2 separate regions of the Mus musculus genome follow, and region 2 is linked to region 1. Evidence: chromatin contacts called from ENCODE Hi-C or POLR2A ChIA-PET data. All regions are on one chromosome and are shown on one strand. The core of a region is the stretch at or near the end of the contact, and the rest is flanking DNA. Distances in the headings are between cores, read along the strand shown.

The links. Hi-C counts contacts between places; a loop is a spot of excess contacts on that map. ChIA-PET counts read pairs that join two places held with the same protein, here RNA polymerase II (POLR2A).
Region 2: a map of heart shows a loop between it and region 1 (2.9-fold over the local background). The contact joins the enhancer-like site here to the promoter of Ano6 in region 1. A Hi-C loop is called at or near these places in 9 of 37 maps with a recorded cell type or tissue (T-helper 17 cell, gastrocnemius, heart and 1 more). POLR2A ChIA-PET finds 5 or more read pairs at or near these places in 3 of 5 experiments (Patski and embryonic stem cell).

Annotation. Positions count from the first base shown.
Region 1 is chr15:95,788,180-95,795,105 of GRCm38, reverse strand. It overlaps Ano6 (anoctamin 6), which reads right to left and starts at 4,263. Exons shown (of 20, transcript NM_175344.4): 1 at 4,050-4,263. The coding sequence starts at 4,122. It overlaps A130051J06Rik (a long non-coding RNA gene), which reads left to right. Exons shown (of 2, transcript XR_875618.2): 2 at 6,802-6,926.
Region 2 is chr15:95,822,753-95,829,881 of GRCm38, reverse strand. All of the region lies in intron 1 of Ano6 (anoctamin 6), which reads right to left. It overlaps Gm17546 (predicted gene, 17546), which reads left to right. Exons shown (of 2, transcript NR_155277.1): 2 at 4,839-5,423. Among named protein-coding and RNA genes, the nearest start is that of Gm17546, 3.8 kb to the left of the region's middle. Within about 2 kb of position 3,336, at least 1 of the 3 ENCODE cell types and tissues checked has a DNase peak (open chromatin) inside an H3K27ac peak, as active enhancers do; it is gastrocnemius, where a contact is called at or near this core.

The sequences.
Region 1 (6,926 bases), core at 3,014-5,513:
TTAGGAATCATAGCCCCATCATCTGCCTTCCCAGGCCTCCTGGATGGCTCTGCCGCCCACACTGCTCTACAGTTAGCCTGGCAAGGTTCCAAGCTTTCTCCTCTGTACTACTTCCGTACCAGGACTTCTCTTGACACACCCTTGATTACAGCCTAGTAAATGATTATGGCAATAAGGTGTGCAATGAAGCAGAAGAACTAGGAGTATGTATTCTTCAGATAACACAGAAGAGATTTCTACAAAGCTATAAAACCGTTAAGTCTTATGTCCAATTATCTCAGGAGTGAGTCATTCAGGTGTGGTGGCTCAGGCCTGTAATCGTATGTTCAGGAGGCAGATCGGGAGTCCAGAGCCAGCCTCAGCTACTTAAAGAGTCCAAAGAGACAGCCTGCCTAGGAGAGACTGTGTCTCCAAAATGATAAAATAAAAATAAGTAAATAACACACACATACAGTAGCATAATAAATAATAGCACACACAGAGAGATATGTCGTGATAGAGAGATAATAAGAGTAAAGATCATGAAACACAAGAGCAGAACAAATAAATGAAGGCTAAGTATATAGAGGTTAGAAACAAGGGGTGTGAGAATGCACTGGGGTCTTTTAGAGAAGCAGTTATCAGCACTACCTACAGGAGTTTCCAACAGGCTTGGGAGGAGGATGACTCACAGGGAAAGAGAGGAATTGAGGCTGGAAGCAATGGCCCAAGCCAAAGCAGCCAAGAAAAGTATGACTTCACAGACCCCACCCCACCCCACCCATCCTTCCTACCACTCAGCTCAAGAGGCGGACTTACACTATACTCGACAGCTAGAATGGGATGCTTGGAGATGCTCCTCCTCCTGTAAGCTCCGGGACACAACCCTTACACCTTGGATCACTGCAGCCACTTCTAAACCCAACTCCTGGGAGGGTTTACAGTAAGTACCATCTCCCTCCTCCTTACTTCTAAGACATCTTTCTAGGGCTCCCAAGTTACAGACAGCTCAAGATCTTTAAAATGTCTGGAGGATTCTTCACAGGAGAGTCCCTCCATGTCCTTCCAGCCTGGCATCTCTGCTCCGCGTAGGCTTTCCACAGCCTAACCACCACCTCTTCTGGAAAGTTCCCTTTCCTGCCGTCCTCCCATAGTTCCGCATACACTTCAATAAAGCCACCCTCTACAAGGGACTTTTCATGTTTCAAGGGACCCCCCGCCCTGGGACAGGGCTGTGTGCCTTGCCCCATCTACCCCACAGCCATCTGCCCTTAGCCCAGAAGGGTTACTCCACCACTGTTCATGAGGTCCAACAGACCAGGACTAGAGTGGGGGATGATTAAACATGAAATGGACCTCGGGAATAGTTTACATGGGTAGATAAGTCTTCCTGAGACTGCCACACCGAAAGAGGACAGAGAAATGGCTGGGCCATCATCTAACATGGCCTCGGTCCATTTCCCAGGCGACAGACAATCCGTCTGAGAAACCACAAAGTCAACGACCAGAAACGGACGGCAAACCGAGAGCTTTCAAACGCATCCATCTGAAGCCTGAGTCCTTCCTGAGAGCAGCCAGGTCTAGGACTACTTTCCCTTAGCAGAGTTTGAGCCACAGGTAATCCAAGAAAATAAAAGCCTTTTTAAACCTATCATACAAACTATAGTTTTGTATAGTATTATACAAACTATAGAGGAGTGAGAGGCACTGAAGAAATATATTAACCAAGAGCATCTACATTCTGCCATGAAAGCTATTGCTATTCCTTTTTTAAGATGGGGGAGGGGGGTGTAAGAGAGCCAAAGCAGAAATGAAGGTCAGAGAATATGTGGAAGTATAATAATCTCTCCTTCATCATGTGGGTCATGGGGACTGAATTCACGTCCTCCATGGGGATTGAATTCACGTCCTGGAGCTTGGTAGCGGGTGCCTTTACCCCCTGAGTCATCTCACCTGTCCTATATCACGTTTTAAATCAAGAGGAAGTGATGCTGAATCAACTGACAAACTGGAGGTGGAAAGTGTGGAGACAAAAGCTGCCAAGGACAGACCACTCTGCATTTCCGAGACTTGCAGTTACAGCCATCTCCACCAGGGCACTTCTGCAACCGCTGCCCACACAGGACTTCTGTGGCTCCTTGGTAAAATTGAGCAAGTTTTTAAGAAAAGAAAAAAAACAAAAAAACAAAAAACAAAAAACTGTGCCCCATGGGTTCACTCATCACTGCACCTTTTGGGTTACTTCCGATGGTCACGACTTAACAAGGAAGACAACCATGGGAAAGATACCATTTTCAATTCTCCATGTGGGTTCATGCCAGGCAAGGAGGCTACTCCTGCACCTAAAGCGGTACCTAAATATTGAACAACGGCCAGAGTTAGTTCTCTAAGTACCGAGCAACAACCTGAAGTAACTGTTTATAAAGCCGGGCAACCCGGCCTCCCAGAAGACTCGGCTTCACACACGCGGGTGGAACACCTCCGTGATACATCTTCTACTTTAAAATGGTTTACTTTCGTTGTTTGAGGTTTGCCTTAGATGACGTTGGGGCCTCGTGTCAAAGTAACTTTCCTGCTCTGAATTTTAAAGCTAAGCAAAATTTAACAGAAATTAACATGGGCGCTGATTATGCTTTAAACAACTATACAACGCTCCCTCTAGTGAGGAGTCCCGAAGAGAGAGACTAACCAAGAGCTTTAACACTACAAGATTGGAGGCAGAGGTTTCAATTGCAGTCCTCCATTTCACCAGCGCCTCCTCTCCCACTGTTGGATTTAGAATTAGTTCATAATAGTCTATCAACCTACTTCAGTAAACCTTCAAGAAGGCTTATAATTCTGTAGTAACATAAACGTTCATAGGTTTGGTAAAACGTCTGGGACAAAAACATAACTATGATCCACATGAAATTCATAATTCAATAAAGGACAACCAAAAATTGCCAGGACCTGCTTAAACGTTGCCTGTCCAAACAGGCTGTCTGCTATCTAAAGTATGAATCTAAATACTGGAGGCTACAGTAAGAAGAGGCAGAGGTAGTTAACTACATCGGCTGTTTTACTTCGTGGAACAAGCATGAATTACATGGGTCAGTAAAAGCAAAGCCAGCCTACTGGCAGGGTCTGAAGACAACCTATGATGCCTATCATGTAACAGAGGCTAGACCAAATTAGATTTTCTTTCTAAATTGAAATCTGAGGGCAGCAAGGGCTTACACTCAGAGCCTCTTGCTTATGTCAATTTCTATTCCGGCTGGATCTCACTTGAGTGCCTCACTATGACAGACAAGAATATTTCCCTAAGAAACTAACTGTGCTAATACGAGTGTAACTTTTTAACGCTGCTCCCGTGGGTGGTATTTTATGTAAACGGTCACTTAACTGTTCAGTCTCATGAGACAAGAGCATCCTACATCCTTTACCCAATCAGCCGCCAGGTGCAGAGCCTTAACTTGCTCAACTCTGGGAAATCAGAAACTTCTACTTGACAGTGTGAGGCTCCAGGAAGGCTAACCTGGGCACACTTTTCTCCTCTCCTTAAAAAGGAATACTATTTGCTCTCTCCACAAAGAGGAGTGCCTGATAAACCGCTGTCACAATGAAAGGCCAAGGCTAAATCGCGGCGTGGAATTCCCAAGTTCGTCTAGACCTGGGAGTTACCAAATTCCTTTGATTGGTCTGTGAGCAAAACCTGAAAGGAAGGAAAAGCCACACCCAACTCCTAAATTTACTTTGTAAAGTGTTTGGAGGCCTTGAGAGGGAACATTTTGACATCCAGGAGGCCTGATGGAAACGTGCCACGGTCCTCCGCCCGGCGTCGCCCCGCGTCCCTGCCCCGCGCCCGCGGCTCCAGCCCTTTTGTTTGTGTCTCTGCGGGCTGGTGCAGCGGCGCAGCCTGTGGCCTCGGAGAATCCGGCTCAGGTGTGTCGTGAACCCGGGAGCAGGGGCCCCCAAAACACCGCCCGGAGCGGACGCAGGAAAAAGACCCGAAGTTGCTTGGGAGGTTCGGCTTCCGCGCAGAGGCGTCCGCCCCGGATCCCCCTTGCCCTGGCCCCGGTTCCGGCACTCACCAATGTCTCCATCCTCATCGTCGTCCTCCTCCAGCTCCATGTTCAGCAGGACCTTCCTAGTCATCATCTGCATGTCTCCCGGAGACCGTCACTCGGCTGCTCTCGGCTCCGCTCGGCTCCGCTCGGCTCGGGCCGCAAGCTCCGCTCTGCCCTCTCGGCACTGCCCCGCTGCGCTCCGCCCGCGCTCTGCTTCAGCAGGCGCTGCTCAGCCTGCGACTGAGCATGCCCAGAGGGACGCCGCCGCTCCCGCCCCAGATCAAACCGCCCCGGCTGCGAGGAGCCTGGGAGGAAGTCGGGCTGGGGGGGTTGGGGGAAGGGGAGTGGCAGAAGCCGGGCGAGCCGCGCCGCGCCTGCGGGGAGCGCTGCAGCCGCAGAGGCAGGCCGGCTTCTATGAGCTCACGAGGGTCTTTAATCTGCAGAATGACGAGACGTTGCAAGGTGCCCGCTTAGTGTGGGGGAGGAAAACGACACACGTGCGCACGGAGAGCCCCTGTGCCCCCGCCCGAAGGAGCACATGCGGGGAGTGGTCGCGGGGTGCCCTCCAAGCCCCGGAACTAGGCCGAACAAAACACGCCATAGCTACGTGTAAACTCTTTAATAAGACAATATGGGAAACTGTAGTACCAGGAAGGACAAAGAAACGAAAGGGGGAAATGACGGTAGAGAGTGAAGGAATGCCGCCCTGACAACCCAAGGACTGGGGCGCAGATGCGGCGGGAGTACCAAGTCCTTGGGTCTGCACAGCTGCTCTCAAGGACGCTGGTGAATGGTGGCTTCCCTGCAGTGCCCGGGTTGTCGCTCACTCCCTGGAGAAGCACTTGCCTCCTGAGCCCGTTCCTAGTCAATGTTCAATGACAAGACACTACTACATCCACTGTGTGTTTTATTCTTTTATATTCTTACCCTTTTCCTCTTTCGCCTCTCAGATGCTAGGAGTCCAGCCCAGCACCCCTGGCGTGCTAAGGGAGTACTCTCCACTTATCTATAGTCCCAACCTCATAGTTAATGTTCTCACTTGAAGGGAAAAAACATTGCGATCAATAATAACGCAGGAATTTAATCACGAATATGCACTAAAGGACAGTACAAATTAGAGAAAACGTCCAGGAGACGCTCTCCTTGCTCCTTAAGCTCCGGTTTTTACCAAAGAAGACTACTTGTAACATGAAAAGTAAGTGCAGAACTCTGGAGATCTTGAGAAGATGAGGAGACTATGAGAGGGAGAGAGAGGAAGAGAGGCCGGGACCAGTAATGCTAGCAATGACCCCTATGGCCTGAAATGCCATCTGCGACCTGTAATACCAGTTATGACCTATAATGCCAGCCCTCCAGAGGCCGAAGCAGGGGGACTCTGAAGCAAAACTCGGCTTCAGGACAGACTGGGAACTGAGAAGGGAAGGGAAGGCTTTAGTGAACTCTCGGTTCCAGAGGTGTGTGGGTTGCAGGAGGAAGTTTCCATCTTCATTTAGCCATGGCGATTTTCGTGCGCTGAGTCCGCTGAGTCCGGTACTAAAAGTTTTTACAGTGGTCGCTTCATCTCTGCCTAGGAGTTACTGCCACTGTTTCACCTGACCGCCCGATAGGTGAGCATCTTGTCTGCAACCACAGATAGCCAGTGTTGGGGTGGCCCTTTTACTATATGCACCTCAGAAAGTGCCTCCAGAGGCCTTTCCACCCACTTCTTCCAACCCACCCGGTCTCATCACTGACCTGCTAGGTTCTCTCAGCAGATGTAGAAGTTCTGGATCTTCCGACCTAAAGCTACTTTATAGCTCGAAAATTCTTGGGCTTGATTCTGACCTAAGTCTCAGTGAGTCACTTGGAAATTGTAAGAGATTTTATAGATGCCTTTTGCTTCTTGCTTGATAAGTGTTACAGAGCCATTGTGGTCTTTTGTGTAGACATGACTGTTGCCACAAGGAAATTGAATTACTTAGGCCAGCTGTGCATCTATTGTTAGTACACCCCATTTGGTACATTAATGCATTTCCTACAGTTTTTTTTCTCATGCATTATTTTTTTTCAATCGATCAATATATGCTGCAAAAATAATCTAAGTTATAGTCCTATATAGGAGCCATACTCTTAATCCTAAGGGGGGGGGGAATGTCTGTGTAATGCATAGTTTGTGAGATAAAATGCTTGCGGCATTATGTGGCCAGTATTTGTGTTTGCAAGGCTTTTCAAAGTCAGGGTCACAAACCAAATACTTTCCTACTCATTTGTTTTCAGCCAGGATGCTCTCTCTGCCCAGCCTTCGGATGCTGGTACTCCACTGGCTTCAGTGTTCAGCCCTCTTCTCCTTCTATATAGAACTGGTGCTGTTCTACAATTTTAACTACTATCTATCCCAACCAAGAAAGAAAAGTTCTATGGGCATCCAAACAGTGTACTCACACAGGCCCCTATATTCCAAAGCTCCTGAAAAATTTAAAACCCTACAATTGCCATTTTATATTTATTTCTTTATTTCTTCCTTCCTTCCTTTTTTTGGGGTGGGGAGGTGTTGAGACAGGGTTTCTCTGTATAGCCCTAGCTGTCCTGGAACTTGCTCTGTAGACCAGGCTGGTCTCGAACCCAAAGGTCTGTCTGCCTCTGCCTCCCAAACTCTGAAATTAAAGGTGTGCACCACCACCACCCAAAAGGCAACCTTGACTTTGTAAATAACATTGTCTGTGAAATTTAATTTTGTCAGTGAGGTCAGATGGGACAATGCCTCTATTCATATGCAATACCTCATTGTCATTTCCAGGTCTCTGTAAAATGGGCTAGCAAGCAGCTGCTGTATTCTTCAATCTCTGCAATCCTCCTGAGCATACTTGAGACCACCCTAGAAGTCTGGGCACTGGCAAAGGGTCAGGATCATGACCAGGTGAG
Region 2 (7,129 bases), core at 2,087-4,586, 36 kb before region 1:
CAAACTGCTCTTGTTCTAAATTTAAAACCCAGTGGCATACTTCTCTAACAATGGCTCTGCAGTGTGTTCTCTGCAACTCTCAGTCAGAATTTGATTTGCATGATTGCCTGTAACATGAGCATTGCACTCCTCGCTCCTGAGGTTACTTAAATCCACTTATTAGGCACTGGTGGAGCAAACAAACAGTAATTAGAAACACTGCAGACAGCCTTTTAAACGTTTGCTGAATTACAGGTTTCCTGCACCCAAGCCCATATGCACAACATGTCCGTAGCGTCCATAAAATCAGAGCCTCAGAAACATGAGCGTGGACACACAAGCCATCTCGGAACCTCCTTGGGACTGCTAAAGATGGCTTTAGAAGAGGGCTAACCTCTGCCAGCCCTTCTCACAGCTAGAAGTCCCAGGTGAAAATGAACTCTCCGTGGGCCTGGAATAAAAGAGAAAGCCTCGGAGGAGCAGCCTTTCCACTTCCAGAAACCAAAAGCGCATCGGCACCACTGTGGCACAGTTTATACAATAAAGGCAGGTGATGCCTAAGGCTGAGAGGCTGAAGTGGGAAACTCAGGGCCACACAGAGCAGCGTTCCATCCTTAGTATCCAAGCCACAGCGGTTGGCTCATGGGACCTGCTAACCTCAGGAGTTGCTGGCCCTCCTGGCCTACACTGAGATCTTTGATGAGAAGTACGACTGCCCACATTCCATAAGAAGCGGCCCCTTGCCACCTTGCCAGACTAGGACCAGGCAGAAAGGCGCGGGTCACATGCTACAGCCGTCCTTACAAGAAAGACTGTTTAACTGAAAGTGGGCACTCCTGCTAATTAATGACTCAGACGGGACCCCTATTCCTGGGCACGGCTGGCTGAGGGTTGAGATGACTTCAGTGGCCAAGGAAAACCCCTCCCTGCGCAGCATGGGCCTCTCTGGAGAGGCTGGAAGATTTTTCTCTCAGTGCTAGCCAACAATAAACAGGAAGCGAAGACAAAGACTGTTTTCACCAAAGGCAGAGACCTACTGCCTTTATTAAGTGGTTCTTTCCATCTTGGCTTTAAAGGGAATCCAGCTATCCACTTTGGGAGTTGGAGTGGGGGTGGCTCCGGAAACAGCCTGAATGCCCACTAATAGCTGACCAAACAACCCCATCCCCCCACCCAACCCCCCACACACTGACTTACTCACTTGATGGATTGCTACATAGTATCTCAGGCACACACACACACACACACACACACACACACTTACTTGGATTGCTACATAGTATCTCAGGCACACATATACACACACACACACACACACACACACTTGGATTGCTACATAGTATCTCAGGCACACACACACACACACACACACACACACACACACTTGGATTGCTACATAGTATCTCAGGCACACACACACACACTTACTTGGATTGCTACATAGTATCTCAGGCACACACACACACACACACACACACACACACACACTTACTTGGATTGCTACATAGTATCTCAGGCACACACACACACACACACACACACACACACACACACACACACACTTGGATTGCTACATAGTATCTCAGGCCAGTCAGTGCATGGATGCCTCCTTATGACACATTAACACATGGAGAAAACTGCCGCCCCAGAACGCAAAGTGCAAAGTCGGAGGTCAGAGGAGGTGGTCACTTGGCAGAAGAGCACGCGGAGAGAGAATGTCCTTCCTTCAAACTCCTTCACAGCAGTCTGAACTCTCTTCTCCTCCGCCTGGCCTCCTTCCCCTTTAATAACAGACACGAACTTGGCGGAGCCTTATTTGGGGTTCTTCTTTATATTAATCTCCCCACATGCAAACAAAGCAACACTGTGTTAAACAGAGGGCTGGGGACGGCAACTCCTCACAATCCCGGTGTCCAAGTCCTACCACCCAGCTCCTTCGGAGATGACTACTGGAAGAGGCAGCCTTTAAGGTAAAGATTATGCTAATTAGCATAGGCTAGTAGGGTAGACCCTAAACCAGTCAGAAGAATTCTTGCTGCAGGAAGAGGTGCCGAGAGCCTGTGTGCGTGCTGAGGAAAACCATACAGAGATACAAGAGAGGGCATCTGTGTGCCGGCAGGGAGGCTGACCTGACACCTTGACCTAGGCCTTCCAGGGCTGCATGAAAAGAAGCATCTGTTGTTTCAAGACCTGTTCTGGGATGCTCTTACGGTTGCCGTAGCAACTAATAACAACTGAAGAAAAGGCAGACTCAACTCCTTGAACAAGAACAGCAATGACTCTTCCTGGCTTCAGGGGGCAGTGAACATGTGACGCTTTTCCCGTTGTTGCGGGGCAGTGGACCTGTGAGACTCCTGAGACTCTTCCGTGGCTCATCCTGACTCTCCCAGTCTCCTGTGACTCATGAGCGAATGGAAATTGCCAAACCCTGAATGCCCTAAATCAATTTGAGGTTGCTTTTACATAAAAGTAACTGCATAGGCTAATGGCAGCAAGTTTTAAACAACTAAATGTAGTGGTTCCAGCTGTAAACTCAGGAAAGCCATTTTCATAATGAAAATGCCGATGCTTTTTTTTAATTAAGGATGGAATTGCCAACATAAAAAACTAACAAGAAGCGAGGACTCACTCCTTCCGCTCTCAAATGAAACAGTTGAGAACACTGTGAAAGGCTTTGCAATTTGAATTACTGGAAACTGTCTAGAATTTAAACCTGGAACTTTCCCAGCTGCTCGACACTTGACACAGAGCTCCCAGGTTCCCAGAATCCCAGACCCTCTGATTCTTGCTATCACAGCCCCTGGTCCTGTGGTTAGAGCCATTATGCAGAAGTAAAGAGGATATCACCATGTCTAACTCAGCCATGCTAACACCCTACATGTATGCAACGCTGGTGATCCCGATGACGGTCTTGCACATGTCAAGCAAGTGACTCTACCCATGACCCAAATTTCCACACCTTTTTTTGCTCTGTGAATTTGGCCTTAAAGGGCGGATTAATTATATATCCTAAAAACCCATGTACACTAACACAAACGTGCATGGGTGTGTAGAGGTACGTGTTAACAGCTTAACATTATCTTTCAGCTATCATGAAAGGAATATATCAAAAGTGTTCGTCGGATCTCAAACCGCCCACGCTAACACTCTGTCTAAAAATGATCCTGTTCAAAGACAGGTCCCTGCATTTTCTGTATCACCAGACTATGTATTACCTCTTAAAATCGAAAGCAACTAAATGAGCTGAGCAAGGCGTCCTAGACTACCTTTTCTGTTTTCTGGAAACAGAAACTTTCCAATATAAGAAGCAGCTGAGATACAGAGACCTCTCCGCAGCATATGGGCTGGGGGCCAAAGAGAATGAGAAACGTACACACCAGCGTGACGGGTGACTACTCCAGCCACCAGCCACTAAAGATACACCTTTAACACTGAAAATTAATGCTGTCCTACAGAGAAGCAGGAGACAACATCTACAGTGTCAGGGATTGGAACACAGAGGAAGCAGGAGGGTAGTAATTTTGAGGCCAAACAGAGATACAAAGTGGCACATTGGGGGGGTGGGGGGTGGGGGTGATGACAAGAATTCCTTTAGGGAGAAAACAAAGGCTAACTATGAAATGTGGCCTGAGATTTATACTGACAGATAGCTCACAATTATAATTCGTTATAAAATGAAAAAGCTGAGGCATGCGATTTATAATAATCAACGAATGACTTCATAGATGAAACTTCACGCCAAATTCCCCTCGTTTATAAGCTCCCACAGTCCCTGTGCTGACAGCACCCCAGGACTGACGCTGGCCACTTCCTCCTAGAGTTCTAAAGTCTTGTAGAACACACACCATATTTTTAATACTTTTAACATTATTCCTTTTTACATTTACAAATGTTTTACCTACATTTGTGTCTATGCATCATATGCATGCCAGGTGCCCAAGGAAGCCAGAAGAGGGCATCAGGTCCCTGGAAACTCAGTTGTGAGCCACCATGGGGGTGCTTGGAACCCAACCCAGTTCCCCTACAAGAGCAGCCAGTGAGTGCCCTTCACTGCTGAGCCATCACCTCTCCAGCCCTGACCGACCCCTGGACCGCATTTTGTTTACTCCCTTAGACATAAAGTCTGGCAGTGAACACAAAAAAAGACTCTACTATGTGTTTGCAGGTAAACAGGATACAATAAATGCATGTGACAGAATATTACTCAGCTATTCAGTGTGATTTGTGATATATATTTTATAGGTATAGAATACATAATGAAAAGTTCCAGAAATTAATAACGTTGATGGCTGAATAACTGAGTACACTTAGTGCTAGGGAAAATTAGAAAAAGGTTAAAATGATAAATGTTATGTACATATTACCACAATGAAAGAAATACAGTGAGAGGAAGGACCGTTTGTCAGCAAGGCAAGTGAAAAAGAGTCTATGTCTGAACCGCATAAAGCTACAAACGTCCCTTTGAAAGGGCAGGGAAGCGGCTTGCCGAAGCTTTTCCAGGGCTTGTGTTTGGGAGGCAATGTAGCCGGGTGAGCTTGTCTGTTGCGATTTTCCAGCTTCTTTGTTGCTTGTTTGTTGCAGTTCTCCATGGTTTCCAAATTCTCTAGAACTGCTCACATAATCAACCCTTGCAAATACAAAGGGGTGTGGTATAGCCAGAGCAGGAGATGCCAGGCTTATCACCAGCAGGTTAAATGCGGATCAAAGTCAATTTACCTGGTGGACTATTCATGCAGCCTATCACTGTTGGGTGCTCGCCATCCCTGTGGCAGCCCAAACTCGTGAGTTAAAAGTTTTATCTTTATTATAAGGTAATGTTTTGCTTGCTTTTGTTTTTCTTTTTCTCTCTGGCAAGAAAGCATGCGGCTCAGATCTGTTGCACCACTAGACATGCCTCCGCCAGCCTTAGTGTCACAACTGATGGGCTTGCTCTGGACATACAAGTGACTGACTGGATCGTGAACAGTTGTTCTCAAGAGACAGTGAATGTCTTCAGGACAGGAACCTGGGACAAGATGTGGAGGTGACCTGAAGGAAACACCAGACTCACCATTGTGGAAGATCTAGAAGCAAGGCGATCAGAGTCGCACAAACTCAGGCAGATGCCACACCGAAAGGACTGCCATTATCACACATGCCATGAAAACACTCCCTGTCTTAGTGACCCCACAAGTGGGGACAATCATGCTTCCCTCCTGAATATTTAACAGGATGGAAGGTTCTGAGTCTGCTCTCAACAGGTGATCAATCCATACCATGAGCTTCCGTCCATTTCCTGTTCAAAGTGTCTAATAAAAATCAAACAAACAAACAAACAAACAAAAACCAACAGTGAAATGCTAAAAGTGTTAGTGTTAACAGGCGCGGTGACAGAAGCACAGGAAAATGTACTTTCTCACTGACCCCAGTGAGGACCTTGTAATAAAGTTCACGAGAATTTTCCTACTCTTTGTTCCTCAATAATAGAAAACTATTCATCACTATTTGTCAGTGACCTCATATACCAGAGAAACCATCAAGACGCTTGCATTTCCTTTTTTGATAATCCTCTTTTGAAATCTTGCATTCCTTAACTGCAGTGGGTCCTCAGAGTCCTCAGAAAGGTCTGTTACCCTGACAAGGATGAACACACTACCAGGCTAGCTCCCAAGCTTTGGGGGGAAAAAAAAAACTGATTCTGAGTGACTATGGTGCTCCCAAGAGAACCCAGAGGTCCAGTGTGACCAACAATGGGCACTGTGTCTGTTCCATGACCGTTGATCTACATGCAAACTTGAAGTTACCCACATGTCTTAGGGAGCTGATAGCATCAAACGTTGCATCAGATCAACACCAAACAAAACCCTCCCTGTAGAAAGGCAGCTCCTATCTTTGCTAAGATCAACCTCCTTCCCATAAAAAAACACACTCTGCCTTACTAAGCCATGAATACCAGAGAACAGTCAGCCGTTGGGAATTTCCTTTGTGCACAATAAACTACACAAGCTGAACTCGCTACCTTAGGGCTGGGGAGCTCAAATTCATAAGCATGCATATCAGCAATAAGCCAGGCTTGCCTGATGAAAGAGAAAATACAAACAACTTTGCCGGGGTCCATCACGTTGTAGAACAATGATTGTGAACCTACCTAAGGCTGTGACCCTTCAGTGCAGCTCCTCATGTTAGGGTGTGCCCCAATCGTAAAATTATTTCCATTGCTATTTCACAACTGTAATTTTGCGGCTGTGATGAATTGTAATGTAATTATATGATATGCAGGATATCTGATATGTGACGCCCACAAGGGGTCCTGGCCCACAGGTTGAGAACCGCTGCACTAGAACAAAGGGATGCAGAGGGTTATTCTGCACTGAGGGTGAGGAATCTGCCTGGGCAGGATCTTGAGGGCTGGGTAGTTCAGCATCTCTCTATGGGCTGCTGGGTATGAAGGAATGGGACTGACTCTGCCTCTGAGAGGGTTCAGTTCATGCTGACTCCTTCTTTACTGCTGGAAAACGGGCACCACGGAACCACGCTTGTAATACCTACTTGCCTGCTCTCCTTACCTCGGAACAAAGCATGGGGCACTTCCATTCTCTCTCCAGTCTTTCAAACCCATGTTTCTTGCCCTAGAGAGGTGTCAGAGAAGAACCAAAGAGGCAGAAACCAGCCTGCTAGGAGGATCTGGAAAGAGTATCTGGAGCCAACTTCCAGAGCATGACAGTGACTAGTCCCTGTGGGGTTCTAGCCGGTAAGGGCCTGTCCTGTGGGCGCCAAGGACATCCCTGCCAAGCTCAGCCAGAGTCAAAGCATCTTCAAACCATTTCTGTACTCTGTCGCTGTCCTCATCCATTTAGTGTATGTGTGAGAGTGTATGTGTGTGTGTGTACATGCATGTGTGAGTGTGCACATGCACACTCTCTTGAATTTTTGTTTTTCTTTTGTTTTTGTTTTGTTTTTCAAAAACTATGGCTCTCAGCTTTTCACACATGATCCTTTAGCAGGATCTGATAAAATCCGAAACCCCTTTCCCTAGGGGGAAAAGAAAACCTCAAAAGCAGAAACACGTAGAAAGAATTATCTAGAAGCTCTGAGAATCCCGAACCCCTAAGCCCACCATACATACCAGGAGGAGGAATACTCTGCAGTCTGAACATTTCTGGGTGACTGC